Regions from separate parts of the Homo sapiens genome. Here region 1 is linked to region 2. A link is an interaction called in ENCODE POLR2A ChIA-PET data of the cell type or tissue named here. Cell type or tissue: PC-9. All regions are shown on one strand. Links, peaks and the distances in the headings refer to the core of each region. The heading gives the core; the rest is flanking DNA. Region 1 overlaps MBNL2 (muscleblind like splicing regulator 2). Region 2 has its middle 11 kb from the start of OXGR1.

Region 1 (11,719 bases), core at 2,468-10,467, 340 kb after region 2:
GTCAGCCTTTTAGCGTGAGTGCCAGGCACGTACCCTTTAAAGCAGACGCATTCTAAACGAGTGGGACGACGGCATTCTCGCCTACTGACTGCACTTTTGAGCCATGAAATACCTCGGGCCACTTGGCCATTACCCTTGGCTAAGCCCCCTTGCTGCTACAAAATAGCAAAGAATGTGCATGTTTGCGTGAGAGTGTGTTGAGTACGTAAGTATGAATGTGTAGTTAGTGTATATGTGCAAGTGTGTATATGTGTGCATGCAGGTGTGTAGTGAGTGTATATATGTGTGCTAGTGTGTATATGAGTGTGTTGTGTGTGAGTGTACGTGTGTTGAGTGTATGGGAGTGTGCTGTGAATGTGTATGAGTATGTATTGTGTATATGAGTGTGTTGTGTGTGTGAGTGTATGGGAGTGTGTTGTGAATGTGTATGAGTATGTGTTGTGTATATGAGTGTGTTGTGTGTGTGAGTGTGTGTGGGTGTGTTTGTCATCTTTGAACCTGGACCTGATGTCCTGGGAGGGAAAGCAGGGCATGGAAGACTGCGGAGAGGAACACGGGAAGGTGGAGTAGAGAACAGGGGCAGGAAATCGCAAGACCAGCATTTCAGAAGCGATTTTCTTCAAGAAGGCTTCCCGCGAATCTTGTCCTCTGGCCTTTTTAGCTGTGGCTTTGAGCTGAGAGATGACGTGGACCAAATGGATCCTGTCTCAGACAGCCTGGCAACAGCACTTCTGCAGAAACTGTAGGGCTAATTCTCCCAAGCTGTAGTTGGTGCGCTTCCAGGAACAGAATCATTGGAAGGTGCTGCCCTTCTCTTTTCTCAGCCGCCAGCTGAGAACCAAACTCAGACACCGGGATCCGTTGTTGGCCGAGATTCTACCTCGGGAGTTTAATTTGAATTCAGGATCTGAGAACCACTTTTCCAAGGCAGCAGGCCCCACACCTCACACCTCCTGTCTGTAGAAGGCCCAGGCTGGCTGTGGGTCGTGTTCCTGTGCAACTCTCCACCAAACGCTCTCTGCATTCTCTCCAGAAACATACGGGCAACTGATTTGTGTGTGGGCGGGGGGGGCGTTGTTTTTCCTCTTTTGTTTTAAGAAATAACCAACAAAATCTAGTAATCGCAGAAGAGTGGACATGGCCTCAGACTAGGAGCCAGGAGTCCCGGGTGTTCTGCCTTGACTTTGCCTTGCAGCATTGACCTTGGGTTATCCATTTAGTGGCTCTCCTCTAAATTGTTTTCACCTGGAAGGCTGAGCAATTCTTGCTGCCGCACTTGCTTCTCATGGATTTGAGAAGATTAAAGAAGACAAGTGTGAGAATGCCTTGAGAACTACCAGAACCTTTCACAGATGTAAAGCATTATTATCCACAATAATATTAACACGGAGTGAGCCTCTCTGCAAATCACCGTAACTGTATTTTTTAACTAATCAACTTCAATGAAAAACATGCTACATCAAAAAGGAACATATCCAACTGCGTCTGTCTTCGTAAGGCCTATGAACTTGCAACTTTCAGTTTCACGTGACAGAAAATATTTTTTTCAGTCCACATTTCAAAAGGAAAGGGAAATTTGTTGCTATATTTTTACTCACTTTTATACCCTTACTATACTGCTATGCTCATTACATCCCTGTTGCAGAACTGTTAGATAATTTGAGGCCAAAAAAACCTTGATGGACATTGATTTTTACAGTATTAATGAGAGCTGCTTTTTACTGAGTTCTGACCATGGGAAATGGGAGTGCAATAGCGCCTTGTTCTGCCCAACCCTTTCAGCTAAGTAGTTTCACTTACTCATTGCAGATAAGAAAATTAAAGCCCAGGGAGGTTAATTTCCTCCCCAGGTTAATGAGTAGTAAGTGTCAGAGTGCTAGGTTTGAATTCAGGCCTCTCTGAGTCTAAAATCTATGGTTTTACTTTAAAATATTACTATTTCTCTGTGAACTGTGTTATTGCCATCATCAATAAAACATACTGGGACATTGATTTTAGACTATGAAATCAGATGAACAAGTGACATATATTTTTGAAGACAAAAGTTACCTAATTGGAATAGATTTGTCGATATCCAAAATGGTTTTGGGAAATGAGTTTTGAGGTTCTCAATCCTATCGACAAAGCAAAGTACAACCCGTATTTATGGTACCACACTAACCCTAGCTTCAAATGATCTAGCATCAAATGATCTGTGGGCTGGGAGGGTTGAGAATTTGCTTCCAGAGAAAATAAAAATGGCAGTATGGGGGAGGGCTCTTTTATCTAAATGTTTACGTTGATAGTCTCTGGGTTAAATTACACATTTAGTGCAAGTTTTTTAATACTATTTTTACTCCTCACATATGACAATGCTCCCCAAATTTGGCCATGCATCAGATCATTTAGTAAAATTTCTAAAATTCAAGTATCAAGGTCTCAGCCTAGATCTACTGGGTCAGAATTTAATCACTATTTGTAAAATCTCCCCCAGGCATTTCTGACAGAGCTAGTCCACTGAATCACTGATGTGCTGTGATTTATGACCTTTCAGAATTGATTCTTTTTAAAAATCCTAACATTACATAGTCCGTAAACCATTTAAATCACTTGGCTTTTTCTCCAGTAGTACTAAATTATAAAAGCTACAGTTACTGAAAATCATAACTTTCTATAATTATGACTCAGTGAGTAACATACACATATAAACATTTGTTGACAGTAGAGGAAGAAAAAAATTCTAACTGCCATCTATTTCCCACATTCAGACCTCATATTGCAACTTTCTCCCAAAGTGGATTTTACGTCTGAGCCATAGAGATCTAACAGCATCTTGTGGGAGTACTGAGCCAGGACCCCTCTAAGACCATTAGAACCACCCCTTCTAGCCACTTTGAAAATAGGCTTTCCTGCCTGTCTGATAACTGCCTGCACAAACTATCAATAATTTACTCTTTTCTATAATGACTTTTCATAAGAGATATTTTTCTGTTACTGCTATAAAGAAAAAGTATGTTTATTAAACATAGGTTGTCATTTTTCCCATATGTTAAATAATCCATCCAGGGTCATAAATAGACAAGAAGAATGTCACCCACAATGTAGAAACAGAGAACAAGCATGACACAGCATAGTTCAATGTTAAAAGTGTGACAAGCAACAGTTAAGTTCAGTGTTAAAAGACTGCATTAATATGTAATTGCAAATTGAAATCAAATAGGTTAAAAATCATCTATAATTAACAACCAACCAAACAAATGAAAAGAAGCATTCAGGTCCAATTTGGTGTACAATTTATTCTAAGAAAAATCTTTAGAATTTTAAATTACTTAACAAGGTTTGTTCTCTTAAATGTACATTATTTACTTTCTAAAAGGCAGAATTATTTACATATTATTAGGTGGAGCTTTTAAAAATAATCATCACCTCAACCCACTAGCATATTTCTTCTTATTCCTAGATGAGGAATATAGGGACAGAGAACAAATTTAATAAGATTCTGTATGCTCTTGTCACTGCTGTGTTGATTTTGTGACCTAGGAAACCAAACCAACTTTTAATGGCCAATCACAATATTGTTTGATTAAAAAGCTCTTCCAGAAAACCTTTCAGGAAGGGAAGACTGACTGGATCTAGATGTAGTTGAACTACAGCAAAAAATCGTAGGTTTATTTGAAAACTACATTTGAATTTTGGGAATATACATGCTAGTGATGGAATACGGAAACATACTGGTGAGTCTGGACAAAATAAAATTCCAAGTAACCCCACTGTTTGAGAATGCATAGACTTGGCCAACTTGAAAATCAGGCTGTAATCAAAGGGTTTTGTGACTCCTCTCCCTTTGAGAAACATGTAGAATAAATCAAAGATTATTAGTCAGTATTCTATAGCTTTTACTACCTTAGTGTTATAACATTTAATAGTTTGGAATGTTGAGTAATTAGAGTTGAAATTATTTTCTTTTGTTGAGAACACTTTCATAGGGACAAAAGCTTAATCTAGTTCCTGTAACTAGAGGTTTTTTATGATGTTCTCTCATATTTCTGTATGGTTTGGGGAAGAGAGGGTCTACATGGATGTCATTTTTATTATAGGTCAGCATTGAGCTATACAATTAACACAGAGTATATGATGAATACATTTTGCTCAAATGACATTTGCTGGTAATTTTTTAAAGTTTTATTCTAAATAACTCTTTCTCCTGTGTTGTCTTCCTTTAACAGCCCACTTTCCCTGTAGGTCCCGCGATAGGGACAAATACGGCTATTAGCTTTGCTCCTTACCTAGCACCTGTAACCCCTGGAGTTGGGTTGGTCCCAACGGAAATTCTGCCCACCACGCCTGTTATTGTTCCCGGAAGTCCACCGGTCACTGTCCCGGGCTCAACTGCAACTCAGAAACTTCTCAGGACTGACAAACTGGAGGTACTTCAATTCTACTTGTGTTTTGACATGCATTTGTGGTAGAAATATACTTCTGTGTAAGTGATTGCTTGTAAGATATTAATTCAGTCTTGCAAAACAGCCATGTAAACACACACACACAAACTCACCTAAAACCCATGTATTCATAACTCTGTGGTTTGAAGTTAAGGCCAAGTATAAAGGAAATTAGTCTATGGAAAAGACTAGTTTTAACACAAAAATCAGCTGCATGGAATATGCGTTTAAGGGAAAAATATTAAACAATCAATGGAACAGTGACTCAATCATGATGCAGCCCATAGAGATGGCTCCAGGTCCTGAAGGCCTCCTCATGTCAAGGTGTAATCCTTGCAAGACCCTGGAAAGTTCTGGAAACTGGTGGATCAGGAGCCCAGCAACCAGGGCAGCCGAGGACACTCAGGGACACTGGTGGGAGTAAGTGGGACTACAACTATTTACCAATTGGTATGATCATATTTCAATGTCTCAAGAACAAGCATGGCTGCTCTAGTGTGTTCTGGCATATTAGTTCTGATTGTGTTGTTGCTAAACAGGGGAAATTGGAGGATGAGTAAATTTAGTTTTTTGTTTTGTTTGGTTTGGTTTTGAGACGTAGTTTCGCTCTTGTTGCCCAGGCTGGAGTGCAATGGTGCAATCTTGGCTCACCACAACCTCCTCTGCCCGGGTTCAAGTGATTCTCCTGCCTCAGCCTCCCAAGTAGCTGGGATTATAGGCATGCGCCACCACGCCTGGCCAATTTTGTATTTTTAGTAGAGACAGGGTTTCTCCATGTTGGTCAGGCTGGTCTCGAACTCCCAACCTCAGGTGATCCGCCAGCCTCGGCCTCCCAAAGTGCTGGGATTACAGGCGTGAGCCACCGCGCCCAGCCCGTAAATTTAGTTATTAATTGAGATATTTTCTTTAACTTCAATTGTTCTATAACATTCAAGAAAACAAGTTCCTATATATAAAAAACATCGTTCTTAAGTTATGAATCAAACCAAACCTCCTGTACTTTGTTGGGTAAAATTTCTCTTTAATCAGAGCTGTAGAACTCATCTATGTATCTTACTGCTATATCCCTATGATATTCACTACAGCATTTCATAAGGGTGTATAAAGATTCTCATAGATTTTTCAGAGAGCTCCTTTAATTCCATTACTGATTAAAGGTGTTAGGTGATGCATCTGGTTAGGACGTACACAGTGCTTTCTGTTAGTGGGATTATTAGAGAATGTTCTTTCAATGTGCATTTGTTTAAATATTAACCCAATAAACCTTGAAGGCAATAAAATGTGGCTGCCTAATAACCTGTGCAAGTTTTAAAACTCAGAATTTCAAACTGCAAATATTTTAGAAGATATTTATTTTTTCACTTAGTTTCAATCTGGATGCCCAGATGAAGAGAATGGAAACTCTAATTGTTACTATTTTGAAAAGATCCAGCCTACCCTTGTCAATTACTGAATAGACCTTTCACAGGACTGGAAAAGTGTTTTGGGCTCCACCTGCTGGACCCACGGAGCTTTTGTGTTCAGTATGTGACTGTACTTTAGAAAACAAATTAAATCAGTGGAATTGGGAACAAATTGTCCTTCTCAACAGGGCTGGTAGACAAAGACATGTAAAAATGAATCACAATGATTTTAGCAGAGCGGCTTTTGGTTCATTTCAAACCAGGAATGAAGTCAGCTGCACACAAAGCACCTTGGTAGGAGCCTGATGGCTGGTCCACACCTATGATGCTATCAGACAGAAGTCATTCCATTGATGGAGGAAGGCTTGCTCAGAATCCGTGGGAACATCTTAGTGATTTATTTTGCGCATTTTATGAACTAAAGTTAGAATGTTGGCTAATATCCAAAGTAGGAGGAAACAATTAACAATCTGGTGATTTATGCTATCTACCTTCAAGCTGGCCTGGTCACTGGTCAGTGAAACAGTATTTCCTAAGTATGTCTGACTTCCACAATACTTGAATTTCATGTCAGGGGCCCTTCATATAACATCACTAATGATCAGCGTGATGATCATTTACATATCCACTTTGGAATTGGAGCCTAAAAATAAATAACTTACGATTCTACTCATAATTATTTCCTGCTAATATTTATGAGCAGAGAAGAATTATATAAGCAACATGCATATGTTATTTATGCTATTTTATGTTATCTATATGCAGGGCATAATTAAGAATACTCTTCAAATTCTAAAGAAATATTTTTTCATACAGTAAAATCTTGATCCACCAGAATTCTCAGGGGATAGAGAATCCTAGTTACTTGAGATTTCAGGATAATTTAGCATTAAAGAATTTTTAAAATAAACTATTTCCCTCCATTTTTCTTTCTCTATATCTCTTGCCGTATTTCTCTCCTTTTGTCTTTTTTTTCTTTTCTGTGCTGTCAAAAATAGTATAGTGACCTTAAAAATGAAAATTTTGGTGTCTTAGATATTGTTCTTCTGATTTATGATTATGTTATCTTTGTAGAGCAGGAGAGAAGGAGTGGGAAACAGGAGTGTTCAGATTCCCCCCACCCCACCCCACCCCACCCCCTTAGAGAGAGGAGGAACAAGTTTGTCGTCATTTTCTCTGATTCTTTTTGTACAGCTATGACCTGGTAGCTTGATATAGGTGAAATTATCCCTCCACACACACAAAAAAAAACCTATAGCATTGTCAGAATTGTCATACAAGTAGGTGATTGAAGATATAGAGAGAGGTAGATAGATTATAGGTGATTGACAGATTAAATAGATAGATTATAGGTAGGTAAGCAGGTATATAGATAGGTAGGTAACTAGATTAGATAGATGATTAATTAATTGATAGATTTTAGATAGATCAGTAGATGATAGATGATGGATGGCTGGATGGATAGATGATAGATGGATGAATGAATGGCTGGCTGGATGGACGGATAGATAGATGGTAGGTAGGTAGATAGATGATAGATAATATTAGGTTGGTGCAAAAGTAATTGCAGTTTTTACCATTAAAAATAATGATAGATTAACAGATAATAGATGGATGGATGGATGGATGGATGGATGGATAGATGGATGGGTGGATGGATAGATAGATGGATAATAGATAATAGAGGGATAGATTGATAGATGATAGATAATAGATGATGGATGAATGAACAGGTGGATAGATGATTGGATAGATTGATTGATGGTAGATGATAGATGAAGGAATGGATGCATGGATAAATAGATAGATGATAGATATATGGATGGATGGATAGACAGACAGACAGATCGATAGACAGCTGCATAATATGCTACCCAGGGACAATGGAGGCCTTGTTGCTTTTCCTTTGTTATTTTAGCTGAACTGCAGATTTCGTATTATTTTCTCAATATAGATTTTCACCCTAGAAAAGGCGGTAAAACAAAACTCAAATGACTGTGTCAGAGATTGTGGTTACCTGGGCTCCGCATAATCAATCTTTTCTTGTCAGTGGTACATGAGCCACCATTGAAAGCGAGGCAGCCTCCGCTCCTCCCGCGGTGGCCGGGGCCGCAGGGGCGCCTGGGCTCAGGCTTGCCTCTGCAGCGCGGCTCTTCTTCCCTGTCTTAGGTATGCAGGGAGTTCCAGCGAGGAAACTGTGCCCGGGGAGAGACCGACTGCCGCTTTGCACACCCCGCAGACAGCACCATGATCGACACAAGTGACAACACCGTAACCGTTTGTATGGATTACATAAAGGGGCGTTGCATGAGGGAGAAATGCAAATATTTTCACCCTCCTGCACACTTGCAGGCCAAAATCAAAGCTGCGCAGCACCAAGCCAACCAAGCTGCGGTGGCCGCCCAGGCAGCCGCGGCCGCGGCCACAGTCATGGTAAGTGCGGCCGCCCGCCGCCCCTGCACCCCGGCGCCTCTGCGGAGGCCGCTCCGGGCTGGGACTTGGATGTTCTTCCAAACACTCGGGAAACATGGAAGGCTGCTATTCCTGCTGCTCCGCTGCCTAAGTTTTGCTGTTGTTTTCCCCCTTTTTGTTTTGTTTTGTTTTCCCCTCCTGCCCCCCTTCAGCACAATAAGTAAATCCCTCAGGTGCAGGGAAAGTCCTGGGGTCCCTGAGCTCCGTTCCCCCTCCTAGGGTGGCGGAGATTGAGTGTGCTCACTTAGGGTCTTTTTAAGAGAGGCTCAGGGGCCTTGTAATGAACATGAAGGTGGGCACCGCTTCGGAGAGGGGAAAGAAAGGTGCATTTCTGCACCTGAGCACGAGGAGGCACCCAGCTCCTTGGAGCAGCCACGGAGGACATCTGTGGCCTAAGAGAAGCCCAGAGAGTGATTTGGCTTTTCGCTACTCCCATTTTCTCCTCTTCTTTCACTTATTACAAGGGCAATGCTGGTCAGATTCCCCATCTCAATGAGGTTTTATGCAGAATAGCAATGCATGAAACAGATGAAAGTGGAGCCATCCTGGCTGGTGCAGAAAGAAAAAAAGACCTGTGACCTAGGCTTGCTTCCCTGAGTCACCCTACTGTCATTAGAGACCAGCAGTACATCATCATTATCATCGCCTGGGAGCCTGCTCAGAATCTCGGAGAGCCTAACTGTCCCTTAGAGACCAGATGCACCATTATTAGGATCACCTAGAAGCCTGTGGAGCCTCCAGAATCCTCAGCCTCACCCCAGACCTCAGGGAATCAGAATTTAAGTTGTAAAACATCTCCCAGGTGTTTTGTATGCACATTAACATTTGAGAAGCACCTGCCTAGACATTGCTTATCAAACTTGGCTACATTTTGGAACAACCTGAAGGGTCTGACCTGACATCTGTCCCTTTCCCTGAAGTTTCTTATTTTCTTATTTAGTTGGTCTGGTGTGGTCTGGGCAGTGGGATTTTTTTTTTTTTTTTTTTTTTAAGACAAGGTCTCTGTCACCCAGGCTGGAGTGCAGTGGAATGATCATGGGTCACTGTAGCTTTAAACTCCTGGGCTCAAGTGATCCTCCCACCTCAGCCTCCTGAGTAGCTGGGAACATGCCCATCTAAGTTCTAATTTTTTTTGTAGAGACAGGGTCTCACCATGTTGTCCAGGCTAGTCTCAAAACTCCTGGGATCAAGCAATTCTCACACCTTTACCTCCCAATGTGTTGGGATTACAGGTGCGAGCTACCATACCTGGCGACAGTGGCAGTTTTTAAAAGCTCCCAGGTGATTCCAATGCATCGCAAAGCTTGAGAACTTCTGCATTAGGTTGCAGAAGTTTCTAATTAATTTGTTTTCATGTGAGCTCTCTGGCTTATCAGAAGTCTATGTTAATATGTGATAGGCACTATGCATTCATTCTTTCAAAAAATTTTATGAGACCATGCATCAGGCACTTGCTGGGTAGAATAAATAAATCAGTCAGGTTTCCTTGCCCTCAAGGAGTTTGGAGTTAGTAACTGAGAGCAATAACATGCTCCTCAGTGACATGATAGAAATAGTTAATCGGGTCCAGAGGGCATGAAGGACTCAGTGGCCAGTCCTCCCTCAAGAAGGAGAGCTATGACTGCAGAGATGAAAAGTACAGTTTGAAAACACTTTGTTCTAGTTAGCAGCCATCACCTCAGCCATCACCTCATACACTGATTACTGATTAAAATGGAAGGGTAGCTGTCACACAAACAAGTTCACAATTACTCAACATTGTTTGCGCAAATGTTTATTAAGGCATGGACCTGTGATCAGTGATAGGGATACAGCGAGAAAGGCACCATCTGCCCTGAGGTAATCACCACCAGGTGCGGAGTGTGTGGTTCTAGAGACCTTTCCAATTTGAGCTGCTTATTTCCATACACCTTGAGCACTGGCCTCGTCATCTAAATCACTGTTTTTGTTTTTGTTTAATCTCTGAGTCCTTTTCTTGTCCCTTTAGTGTCCTTTCCTCTCGTCCTTCTCATTCATATGTTATTGGACCTAATATTTTTTTATTTTGCTGAGTGTGAATTCCTATATATGTGGAGATGTATGTATCCACACAAGAGGGTCAATAAAATAGAGAAATTCTCCCTTTTTTTCTTCTAGTAAAAGAGTAGTTTCCGAAACTCATTATAATTGGGAATGGGAGGAGGAGAGTAAACTGATCACTTAAGGCTGATAAAAAAGGAATTCTTTCAGAGCACAAATGAGATCTTTTACACATTTTGCCAATGCGACATCCATTCTACTATCAACCTGGTGAGGATCTCATCCCATAGGAAGCAAATTTTTTTTTCATTGTAATCATTATTTTAGGCCAGCTCCAACTTATCCTAATTGGTGTGTTGATTGATGGGCACTAAGAACACATTTTTCCACAAAATTTGTTTATTTATTTGTTTTTTGAGACAGAGTCTTGCTCTGTCAGTCACCCAGGTTGGAGTGCAGTGGTGCGATCTTGGCTCACTGGAGCCTCCGCCTCCCAGGTTCAAGTGATTCTTATGCGCCAGCCTCCCGAGGAGCTGGGACCACAGGTGCATGCCACCATGTCTAGCTAATTTTATATTTTTAGTAGAGATGGACTCAGGAACGCCTGGGTTCAGAAACTTCAGAACCAACAGGTCACTCTCTTCTTTCCCCTGCCTGCTTCTCTTACTATGGCCACACCATTCTCTAAGGTCAGCTTCTCTACAAGACCCAGGACCAAGGCTTTGGACCTCTATAGGGATGTATTCTTACATCTTTTGACAAGAGAGAGAATGGTGTCTTTTATACCAGCTCTAATTAGGTATTGGGGCAGGGGAAGAAGTTAAAGGTCATTTTGGTGGCTGTCCCTGTGGTCAGTGACAGGATGCTGTGATTGACTCAGCCTGGGTCCCAGTGGCTATCCTTGGTCACTGAGGTATGGAATGAGGCCCTGATAATGGAAATATTAGTCCTTCAAGTAAAAGTTCAGTTCCAGACCACTGCAATGAAGCGAGTATCACAATAGAACAAATCACATGAATTTTTTGGTTTCCCAGTGCATATAAAAGTTATGTTTACACTACACTGTGGTCTATTAAATGTGCAAGAACATTATGTCTGAAGAATATATACACACCTTAATTTTAAAATGTTGCTTAAAAGATGCTAACCAATAGTCAGAGCTTTTAGTGAGTCGTATCTTTTTGCTGGTGGAAGGTCTTGCCTCGATGTTGATGGCTGGTGACTGATTAGGGTGGTGACTGGTGAAAGTTGTGATGGCTGTGGTAATTTCTTAAAAATACAATTTCTTAAAACACAATGAACATTGCCACATTGATTGACTCTTCCTTTTATGAAAGATTTCTCTGTAGCCTGCAATGTTATTTGATAGCATTTTGCTCAGAGTAGAACTTCTTTCAAAATGGG
Region 2 (11,719 bases), core at 2,112-10,111:
GAGGTTGACCAGAAAGGGCAAGAGGAAACATTCTAGGTTGATATAAGTGTCCTATATCTTGATTACAGCATTGGTTACTCAGATGAATACAAGTGTCAAAACTCGTTGAACTATATGCTTAGTATCTGTGCATTTACTGTATGTAATTATACCTTGATTAAAAAATAACTCCAAAAAACATTTGACTCAATTAGTATGAGAAGTGGGTTGTGTATTGGGATATCTATGAGCCTCCCAGGTTGTTGTAACATAAAGGAACCACTTTATGGTTTGAGAACCACCGAGCTCAGTCATCTGCTGACATTGAGATGAGGTTAAAGAAGGAACCACGAGAAAACTGATAAAGACTCGAAATTAGAAAGTGGGGTTGAATAGGTACAAACTGGTTTCTCAGGATGTGATTACAGATTATCTGCATCGGAGAACCTTATGTAGCTTGAAAAAAATATGAAATATTGGGACCCACACCAGATCTACTGATACATATTCTGGGAGGGGAACCCAGGGATTTGCATAAAAATACATTTCCCCCAGGTGATTCTCACACTCTAAAGTTAGGGCACTTAACTGAATAGAGATCAGCTGAGGATGAGAACTAAGCATTTCAATGAAGAGAATTCAATGGAAGGCAATTTGAGAGCAGGTGAGGGTAGCTCTAACTTGGAGCACAGACAGTATTTGGAAAACCAGTGACAACCAGGACAGGCGGAGCTGAGGAGATGATGTACAGCTATAATGTGAAAACACAAGAAGATTGAGAAATCAAAGGAAAGAAAAGGGATAATGCAGTGAGGAAGCAGTCTGGAGTCTGCGGGTTACTCCATGGCTCAGTCATCTTCTTGGGATGTACTTTTGGGCAGTGGCCAGTAGTGCTTCCGAGAGATAATTACTCTGAAACGAACCAAAAACAAATGGCAGGATTGACAAATTTCACAAGAATCATCAGCAAAATGTTTCACTTCAAAAAGAAATACAGCATACATTTGAGATACACCTTCAACAAATGTAGGTGTTTGTAAGAAGGAATTTCAGGAAAAGGAGTCCGTTTATGCAAAAATACAGTGGCTGAGAACAGAAGAAAGTACTTAGGTAATAGCATGAGGCCCAATTTTCCTGAAATACTGTTTTTTTTTTAAGTAAATCTAGGAGAGCAAGAAGGATGGCTAAGTCCTAAAAAGTAAAATGGGAGCATTTTGTGGAGAAACTATACTCTCTCTAAACCTAAAAAAAATAAGTGTCCTGAATCCTCCAGCTTGCAAGGCAATGATATCCGCCAGCTTGCAAGGCAATGATATTTGCCAACTTGCGGGAGCTTAGAAGCAGATCCCTCCGCATTGAGCCTCTGATGAGAAACCAGCCCTGGACAATAGCTTGATTGCAGTCTGGTGAGCCCCTGAGTAGAGGACCAAGTGAGCTGTGCTCGGACTCCTAACCCTGGACTCGCAGAAACTGTAAGATTATAAATATGTATTCTTTGAAGCCACGAAGTTTGTGATAATTGTGATCAAATTGCACAGGCCGTGTAATTTGATACCACTGGAAGTGTTTTAAGTAGGGAAGTGTGATAAAAGCTGTCCACCTTCTTGTCCACTAGTTTTTCTGTTGGGCAGTATTTAATTCAAATATTTTATCAGCAAGGTTCTACTAAGAAAAAAAATTCTAGAAAACTCTCTGAAGAAAGAAACCTAATTGTTGTTATTACCTTAAAGATTAATCTTTCACATGTTTGATAGTATTTATATGTTGGGTTATATTAATTATATATTATTTTTTGGTTATTTGTTCAGGTTTTCAACTTCTGGGGTTTACTTACGTGGTTAAAGTTTCATTTCCTTTTTTTTTATTTTGGACCTTTGAAATTATAAAAAGAGCTTTGGATGGGAATCGCATAGTTCCTTAAACTATCTTCCGGTTTTTTGAAAGATAAATAGATTCAAGGGCCAGTGCCAAGTCCGTTGCCAGCATAAGGAAGCTTTGCTATACCAGCATATCACATAAACGCTCTTTCTCTTCAACTCTAAGATCATGAAGAAACTCCGTTCCACCCATGCACATATTCAGACTCCCACCATAGTAAAATGATCCCCACATTCTCTCCATTGCCAAGATACCCATAATGCGGCTTGTGATTTTTTGAGCCCCATGTGGCATTACTGACAACCAGCATAGGATGGTTAAGGTGGACTGGAATGGTAGAAAATTGTTCCAGCACTGCCGTCAACTCCTGTAGTCCTACCTTGCTCTATCACTGTGTGAACACGACATTAATCACACACTCTGACAAAAGTTCAGAACTTCACATTCTTCAGTGCTGAAATGATGATTGTCTGTATTTTCCATAGCAGCCGATGCCAGTTTCATTAACTTCACCTAATACTTAAAAGATAATTTGTTGACAGAGATTCTTTTCCTACTTCTATTAGAATTTCTCCTCTTTCATTAGATTCTTTAGAGAATATTAAGTCAGCATAAGCTGCTGAAATTTGTTCCCATGCCCTGCTAATATCTTATGTCACCTTTCCCTTTCAGCAACCATGATTGAGCACTATCATCTTATTTTCTTTGTCATGCTTCTGCTTTTGAATTAAAACACCTGAGAAATACACATAATAGGCTCTGGGATGTCTTTATTATAGCATTTTCAGGTTCTTCCTTTTGACCTTTTCTATTGCTTTCATGATTAATTTTTTTCCAGGGCTCTGTTGACACAACAGGCCACTGTACTAACCTATTGACTTTTGAAAAATCACAGTTGAAATCTGATTTGAGTAAGAAACCCAAAATAGTTTTCAACTAGCCTGGGTTTTACGAACAATGAACCAGACAAGTTTATCTCTGTGATGGACAGGGTCTGGATGTGGAGGAGTTGGTGTGAATAAGAGGAGGTTGAAATGGAATGTGGTGCAGCTAAGATGTAAAGATAGCATCCTTTGAATCTTACAGTAGCTCGTCTTAGTCATCACTTTTAGAAAAAAATAAAATAATAAGTTATTTAGTTTTAGTAGCTATTTATTCCTTTCTTTGAATTTTCATAGACAATCCTCAGGGTCTAGTCTTTTCTGCTTTGCACACTGATATATGATTGTTAGTTAAAATTATTAAGCTGTTCATTATTACTTCCTTCCTAATTATAGCAGATTGATATTTCATTAAGTTGAAAAAAAATTTAATCCTCTTTAATTGTAAATCCTGCCTTAATCCAAATTGTGGGTTTAACTGTGTCCAAACCTTTGTTAAATTCTTACAATTATCTGTCTAGTGATAATTGGAAAGACAACGTATGCTTCATTTGGTTGATCTAGGTTTTCAGAGAGAGTGACTCATTCATCTCTACTCTGTCTTCAAAGGTGGTTTATTCCTAGCCTTTGCAAACCTCCCTAACCCTCTTCTCTATGTCAAAGGAGACTGATCACTCATCCTGTGGTTTCAGAAGTCCTTTGAAACTTTACATCTGAGCTGTTTTATTTTACGTTTAACTAAAGGCAAATAAGGTCATTATGATCTCAGAGTTATATTCTTTGAAGAAATACATCCATATTTTGTTATTTTATTACATATTTATTTGAAAAGAAAATATTCTCACTCTGTTCTTTCATGACTTCTTTACATTAACCTGAAATTTTTTCATCTCTGTGGTTGTAACCCAGTGATTTCCATTTGGGTGGATAGCAGTGAGTTTGAGAATGTGTAAAGACAGTGTAGAGATGGAAGTGCTGGAAGACTTTCCTCCTGAAAACCAACCTTCCAGGCCAATTATGATAAAAGAACAGCTCAAGGGAAGTCTTGTTTTTTAAATCATGTTCTGTACCCAGTGGCTTTGGGCTTCAGTCACTTTCCTGTTGGGAGAGCTGAGCCCCAGGACAGTGTTCTCTCTGGTCATTATTACCTGGAGTGTGCACTTAACACAGTTCTTTCCACCATAGTCCTATGCACTTATTTAGACCTTGAGCAGGGCCAGCTATATAATTCACAGGTCTTAGTGTTGAAAATTTGAGGATCTTAGTTTAAAAAGCAGGAGAAAACTTCCTTTACAGGTGTTAAAATAAAGCTTTTCTTTTTTTTCCAGTCTTTCTCTTGACCTGCCATGGTGGGGTTTTTTATTTGGTAGGTAATATCATTCTAAGTTAAAGAAAAATTAAAATTTTAAAGTATTTGCATGAAATTTACTGTTGATATAGCGCAATGCCAGTTTTAAATGCAAGTACAAGAGTATTTAACTAGTATGAAGCATCTTCAGAATGATGCAAGTTGACTTTCAAAGCTCACATATGTATGTGTATTCCGTTTTTACCAGGATAATGGAAACACTCACTTTTTCATACACACATACTCTAACAATGCTGTCTCTCTCTTTGGCTTACTGATGAGTCAGAAAGACTGAAAGGAAGATGAACTATGGATTGCCCTATCCTTCCCTAATTCTGCGTCATTGTCAGTATAAGCCATTGGTTTATTCAGGGAAGTAACACAAGACAAGAGGGGACAGAGTTTTTGCACATTAATGTTTCTTAGGATGCCCTTACCTTCTTTCTGCATGTTAGGCAAGTGTTGGTTCAGACAGAAAGCAGGACCTATGGAGACTGTCAATGCCCCTTTTACCCAGATGTAGACCTAACACACTCACCCAGCACTTGCTTTAAGTATCGCTGAACTCTATGGCCTTGTGGGTCCACCAGAATTATCTGCTCACTGGGCATCGTGAATGCTATTTGTAAACAGGGCTGCAAGGAATGATGGTGAACATGCATATTACACATAACTCCTCTGTGACTCACATGCTCCATTGTCCTGTCACATTTCACTTACAAAACACAAGCTCGAAGATAACATGCTTAGGAATTTCAAGACAGCCACAACAGAACATCAAACCAAATGAGGGACCCTGTTAAGCGTGGGACGCTGGGATACTGCTCGGGTAGCACGCCCAGGAAGTCAGACCTGGCCTTCAGTTAGGAAGTCATTTGTTTGACTGTCTTCAGGTGCAACCCTGGAAAAGTTAGCAAAGTTAAGAACATTTTCAGAAGTATCAATTAAAAGGAAGCATTTAAGTCCCTATTTCTTATGTTTATAGCTGACAAGAGACATCAAATATTGGTTTATTTTTATTGAAGTCATCCAGATGGCTTCTGTTATCTCCGGTTCCCCGTTGGATGCCACAGACTGATTCTGTAAGTTATGAATGAGCTGGATGGTTGCCATCTTCTGTTGCAGTTTTTTCTCTGATTGACTGCATGCACACAAGCATCTCAACTCCTTTAGTCTTAGGTGGCACAGCCATCATCCTTTCTTCATTCTGGGTCATTCTAGCTCAGAGCCCTGAGTGATGATATATTTTGGACATTGCATTTGTACATGTGTAATTTCTTAGACACTTTCATCCCAGGTGGGCTCTGTGTACACTGGATGGCTCTCCATCCACAGGGGGACAAATTATAAATAATTATGTCTTAAGAGACAAAAGGGGAATTGAGAAGATCTTTGCAAATTTACCCAAAAGGAGCCATGTGGTCATTCCACAGCATTGTGTACACACACACACACACATACACACACACACATGGTTGGGGGGTGCAGGAAAAAGAGAGGGAGAAAAAAATGAGGAGTAAAAAATAACAGTTTCCCTCCCTGAGGGCTTTGAAATAGCAAATTATCTATTTGCAACTGACATTTTTTTAAGCTGGCTGTGTGTACAATTCAAGCTTTCATTTTATTATATTACTGGAAACCAGGGGTATACTAGGACTTTGCAAATAATCTGTTCTCAGACATAACAGGCCAGTTGACAACCACTCCTTACTTCTTTCACTTTCTTCAAATAATGATCTTGCTGCATATCAGTAGAAATAATCATGGGTAATGTGTACATGTTTCTCTAGTGAGCTGCATTCCTGCCACATGAGTCTTTTTGTGTTCTATGGAGAGCTTAGGAAACAAGCTCTTACCCCTCAGCCATTTTCCTGGGAGCAAGGAATGAAAATTAGACAGGTCTGTGGCATTCAGGAGCATAGTGTGCTGTGTTCCAAGGTTGGAGTAGTAGTGTTCATCCCTCCTCTCCTTGCCCTTGTGGACTGACCCCAGCCACACATGTGTGCAAGGATAAACAAAGGCCAGTCTAGGCTTGCCTCTACTGTTGCTGTCAGTCTCTCTCTCTCTGTTAGTGACCTATGCTCCACATGTAGCCAGATACCAAAGACGTGGTGCCTACAGCTCAGCAAGCCCAGTGGGAAGGGCTGAGTCTAGAGCACTGTAGAAGGGCACCATATCCTCAGTGTGTCTCAGATCCTCCTTGGGGAACTTCCCCAGGCACTCAGCATTCTCCATGACTAGTGTTCCCATCAATCAACCAAAATGGCCACAGATATTAACAGGGAGCCTACTAAAGATATGCTGATGACATGGGCAGGGCAGCCATTGGGTTTGTAATAACCATCATATTTCAGAATTTAGCTCTGGGTATTTCTAACTGCATGGCCTCAAGCAAGTTATTAAATTCTGAAGGTTTCTATTTTCTCATTAAAAATAACTTCCTATCTACCTCCTGGTTTTGTGGGAATATTGGAAAAATTTTAAAACTGCACATATAATAATATACCATAAAAGAAACTGTTAAGTTTCTTTTTCTTGTAATGCTAGGTATCACTATTAAGTGCCTAGCACCATGCCAGGCAGGGTGGAATAAAAATATCTAAGATTTCACACCTATCTAAAATAAGTTCACTGTCTAGTTGGGAGGAAAGGCTTGATGCATGATAAAATATGCTATTTTATGTCTACCTATTGGGTGTTATTAATGCCAAATAACACCTCGTTCTATGAAGTTCCCTCTATCATTATTCCCATTTTACACATGAGATCATGAGACAGATTGAATAACTGCCCAAGGTCCAATAGCTGTGGCAGATCCAAAATATGAAACTCAAGAAATCTAACTCCAGGGCCCAAACTCCACCTTGATCCCATGCTTTTTTCTTTTGTGGTACTAAATGAATGCGACAGACAACAATTAAGTGGACTTAGTTATGGAGGAAATCAATATGGTAATCCTCTCAAAGATCCTACCTGAGTATCTCTCCCTCAGAGCCCTATTTTTAGTTATATGATAAGCCATAGTAATGGCCTCAACATAAAAACTAAGCCTTCTTAATGTGGCTCCCCTTTGAAAGTCCTCAAAATCCGTCAGCCTATTCACAACGTAGAGCTCTTTTTGAAGGCCTTTATGGAACACTGAAGACTAGAGACTGACACCTTTCATCTTCCAAGAAATCTCAAAGCATGTCCTAGAGATGCCAACACCTCTGCTCACACATAGGGCTGGTTTTGCCAATAAACACCATATTTACTGGTATATCGTATAGAAATATATTTCATCAGGCCTCCTTACTCAAAAGTACTGGTCCATTGCATAGTTCCTGTGAAGCAGTATTGATTCCATGCTACATTGGTATGGAATAGAATTTAATAGCATTTCTCACTCTTGGTGGCAGGGGGATCAGAAGCATATGTTAGATGATAAGGGGCATTTTTTTTATATATAAACAACAGAAATTTATTTCTCACAGTTCTGGATGCTGAGAAGTCCAAGATAAAGGTGCCAGCATATTCAGTGACTGGTGAAGGTCTACTTTCTGGTTCATAGATGGTCGTCTTTTCTCCTTTTTAAAATTTTATTATTATTATTAATTTATTATTATCATACTTTAATTTCTGGGGTACACGTGCACAACGTGCAGGTTTGTTACATAGGTATACATGTGTCATGTTTGTTTGCTGCAATAGAATCTTGGCATGACTGCCCCAGTTCTTTTTTTTTTCTTTTCTTTTTTAGATGGAGTCTCACTCTGTCCCCCAGGCTAGAGTGCAGTGGTGCGATCTCAGCTCACTGCAATCTCTGCTTCCTGGTTTCAAGTGATTCTCCTGCCTCAGCCTCCCAGGTAACTGGGATTACAGGCACCCCCCACCATGCCCAGCTAATTTTTGTATTTTTGGTAGAGTCTGGGTTTCACTATCTTGGCCAGGCTGGTCTTGAACTCCTGACCTCAAGTGATCCACCTGCCTCAGCTTCCCAGAGTGCTGGGATTACAGGCATGAGCCACTGCACACAGCTTACTGCCCCTAATTCTGACTCTGTTAATGACTATTTTGTGTTCATTTCAGCTCAATCACCCCACACTGCAAAATGAAACACTGAAGCCAGATCTTCAAGGATTTCGGAGAGTGATGCTGAAATGCCATAGACCTCCTCTTGAAAATGGGGGATTTTTCTGTGAATGCCTTTTTAAAAGAGTTTTTCATGAATTTTCAATTAATGCTTAAATATTGAAGACTAGTCTATTCAATCTTTCCAGCACACTTTATTGGACACTAAACTTGCATAGTTCTCCCTGTGCTCAGGTGACTACTTCGTAGACATTTACTATTTCCTCACCTCCCAAGGACATTCACCTAGGTAGGGTGGTTCCTCAAAACCAGATATCACAATGGGGTGACTCAAAGTCAGACAACTTCCCAGCACTTTCTTGAGCGAATTTCTAAGAGATATACAGCAAGTGGACATTTGACGTCAGCCAGGTATTTGGCCAAAGAGCACCTGGAGGTCAGCAGAAGTCAGATACCTTTGGGTATGCAACAAGTTTTGGACTTTTGTGCTCTGAAAGAACAAGTTTGAATTAAGACAGGCCCTTTCAGGATCCAATAAGGAACCACAGGCCAGTCTCAGGATGACCTGAACACAAATGTTTCAGGAAGTTCTAAACACAGTGAGATTTAGAAGGACCATCTCACATGAATTATTGTTCAGGGTTTGTCTTCTCCACTAGACTGTAAGTTCACTTCTTGTTCACTATCTTGTTCACTTCTGTTTTTCCAGTGCTGACTACACAATTTGGTGCATGGTAACCATAAACCAAGGTAGGGTAGTTATTTCAGGGAGTGGGCGTCTTTGGAGGCCAGGCCTGGTGAAGCATTAACAGACCTGAACGTTTTTATGCAACACGATGGCATTGGAGATGATTATCTTAAGTGAAATAACTCCGAATCATAAAGTCAAATACTACATCTTCTCACTAACAAGTGGGAGCTAAATAAAGTATACACATAGACATAGAATGTGGAATAATGGACATTGGAGACTCAGAAGGGAGAGAGGATGGGAGGAGGGTGAGGGATGACAAATTACTTAATGAGTATAATGTACATTATTCTAGTGATAGTTACACTAAAAGTCCAGACTTCACCAATATGCAATATATCCTTGTAAAAAAACTGAACTTTTACCCCTTAAGCTCATGCAAAATAAAAAATTTTTAAAAATTATTTTAAGTTTTCACGTTGCCCTTTCCTTGAGGCCAACTCTGGTGACTCCTGAGTATGACATGCTTAAGGGAAGTAGAGAAGAGTCTGCATTTCTGTAGTCTCCTTAAATATTTCCCAGAGCAAACTTACTCCAGCTGTCTCCTAGAATGAGTCCCAATTTGTATTCAGGTTTTTTTTTCTTTAATTTCAAAGCTAAGCTTGTTAACCAAAATGGAAGAGATTTAAATAGATTCACCAGTGACCCTTAGCTTTGTGGGAAATGTGCCTGTGTGTCCAGACAGCAATAAAAATTTCCAACCCCAGGCAAGTTAGAGGCGGTAGAAGGCGCTCCCTTACAGAACTAAAGCAGCCCAGTGTTTTGGTATTGCCATTGTTGATGTTTGTTATATAACATTCTTTATTTTTAATTGGCTCTTCTGTTTTCCTCCTCAAATCAATTTGTTAGTAGGGATGCTGAAAGGATTAAGGATTTCTGTTAATTTAGATTTTGTGGGAGAGTTATCCCAAATGTAGAGTCTTTCGGCTGGATGGATTTATAGGGGTTACAATGGTTTCCTCTCCCGTCTCGAGATGCAGAGGCTTTAAATCATCATGAGAATTGAAATTTTATCACACTATTCTTTCCTCCAAAGCAGGGTAAATTCCCTCAGTGAATCAGAAAACTTCTCCTTTGGTTTCAATACATGTTGGAAATATTAAGCATATGAAGACACATCTTATTAAATCCTTTTTTGCAGGTACAAAACCACAACTATGTGCACCTTCTCAGTTATTCTCACAACACCCCTATGAGGAACCATAATATTGTTCACCCTCTTACATGTAGGGAAACTGAGCATCAAAGAAGTTTTTCAACTTAACCAAGGCCAAACAGATTGTACCAGCTATTATCTCATTTTTCCTGAGCTCCACACTCACCCTTCTTTTTCATCGTTTGTGAAGTGGGCTCCACAAAATTCATTTCTCCTCTGCCGGCCAACAGAGAGCCCAGGAGGGAGGCAGCAAGACTTGCATTTCTGTCCTAGGGCTGCTGTTACAAAGTACCACAGGCTGTGGCTTAAACAGCAGAAACTTATTCTCTTACTATTTTGGAAGATAGAAGTGTGAAATCAGGGTATCTGGAGGGCCATATTTCTAAGGCTGGAGAGGAGAATCCCTTTTACAATTCCTTCCTCTTGCTTCTGGGATTGCCGGCAGTCTTTGGCTTATAGATGTGTCTCTCCGGTCCCTGGAGCCATCTTCCCTCGGGTTGTCTGTGTCTTCCCATGGCATTCTCTTTGTGTGTGTCTGATTTTGTATCTCTTCTCCTCTTCTATAAGGACACCAGTCATATTGGATTAAGGGCCCACACTACTCCAGTATAACCTTATCTTAACTTAGGTCTTAATTACGTCTGCAAAAACCCTATGTCCAAATAAGCTCATATTCACAGCTACCTGTGGTTAGGACTTCAATATATCTTTTGGGGAGACATCATTTAACACACCAGGACTGTCCTTTCTCTCTGCTTTTGTTTTCCTTCCGAGATCTACTCACAGGGCAAGTGGTGGTCCCAGCAGAGTTCACTGCAGTGGCTGAGGCTGTCAGGGTCTCAAAGCAGGTAGGCACATGGGAGTCCTTCTCCCAGGACGGGTGTTCCTCCAGCTGCTACTCCTTCAGCCCAGAGGCCCCGAGTCTCAGCCCTGCAGGGTCCTCAAGATCTCCGCGTTCCTCCCTAGTTCACATCTCCCTCAGTCTTCACATCACTAGCTGCTGTCTACACCTGCTACTCCTGTTAAACCTTAAAGTTCTCTTTTGTCCTTTCTGCTAGCTAATCGTCTTTTATCGGGTCAACAATTCTTTCCATTAAATTTTCTCCATTAAGATATTTAGTGTCTAGCACAATTTCAAGAGAATGGGAGGATACAATTTTTTGGCATTTTTTGCTAATATTTGGAAAGTGTTTACTCTTATGGTTTATAATTAAATATATACTTGTTATATTAAAAATGTTTCTTTCCTATTGTGAATCTCTGTTTAAAAGGAATTTTCATTATCTATTGTCTGCCTATAATCATTTCTGCATTTCTGTTACATTTCTTTGTGGTGCATTTAAAAAAGTTATTTTAATTGAAATTTAAAATTAGAAAACAGCAAAAACCCTAGACCATGGCACACAGGTGGTGGATCAGGAATTTACACTTAAGGCAGTGTGGTGTCGTGAACTGTGTCTCCTGAACTGTGTCACAGGAGAAAGCACTGGAACTTTTAACAGATTTTTTTTCTATGCTATGGTAAAATAGCATGGAGAAAAGTCATCCCTTCTTGCTGGTTTCCTGGGAAAAGGCAAATAAATCTGAGAAGCTTCTAAAATACTGTTGAGGTTTCTAGGCGTATCCAAGTGACGCAGAGCACCACTACTCTCCTG

What was found. ChIA-PET counts read pairs that join two places held together with the same protein. Peaks named below come from ENCODE experiments on the same cell type or tissue, not always from the same donor. Only the 100,000 strongest peaks of a DNase experiment are listed, where the experiment ranks them.
Region 1: POLR2A ChIA-PET joins it to region 2 with 17 read pairs; 2 of 35 experiments call an interaction of 5 or more read pairs at or near these places.

The regions. Positions count from the first base shown.
Region 1 is chr13:97,338,811-97,350,529 of GRCh38, forward strand. MBNL2 (muscleblind like splicing regulator 2) reads left to right here. Exons shown (of 9, transcript NM_001382683.1): 4 at 4,206-4,406; 5 at 7,994-8,257. Among named protein-coding and RNA genes, the nearest start is that of RAP2A, 89 kb to the right of the region's middle. In PC-9, for the core only: CTCF peaks have their summits at 5,910 (motif pointing left) and 6,113; a DNase peak (open chromatin) is centred at 5,931; H3K27ac peaks cover 1,883 bases.
Region 2 is chr13:96,999,916-97,011,634 of GRCh38, forward strand. No RefSeq gene overlaps it. Among named protein-coding and RNA genes, the nearest start is that of OXGR1, 11 kb to the left of the region's middle. In PC-9, for the core only: no CTCF peak of the experiment used is centred there; a DNase peak (open chromatin) is centred at 5,886.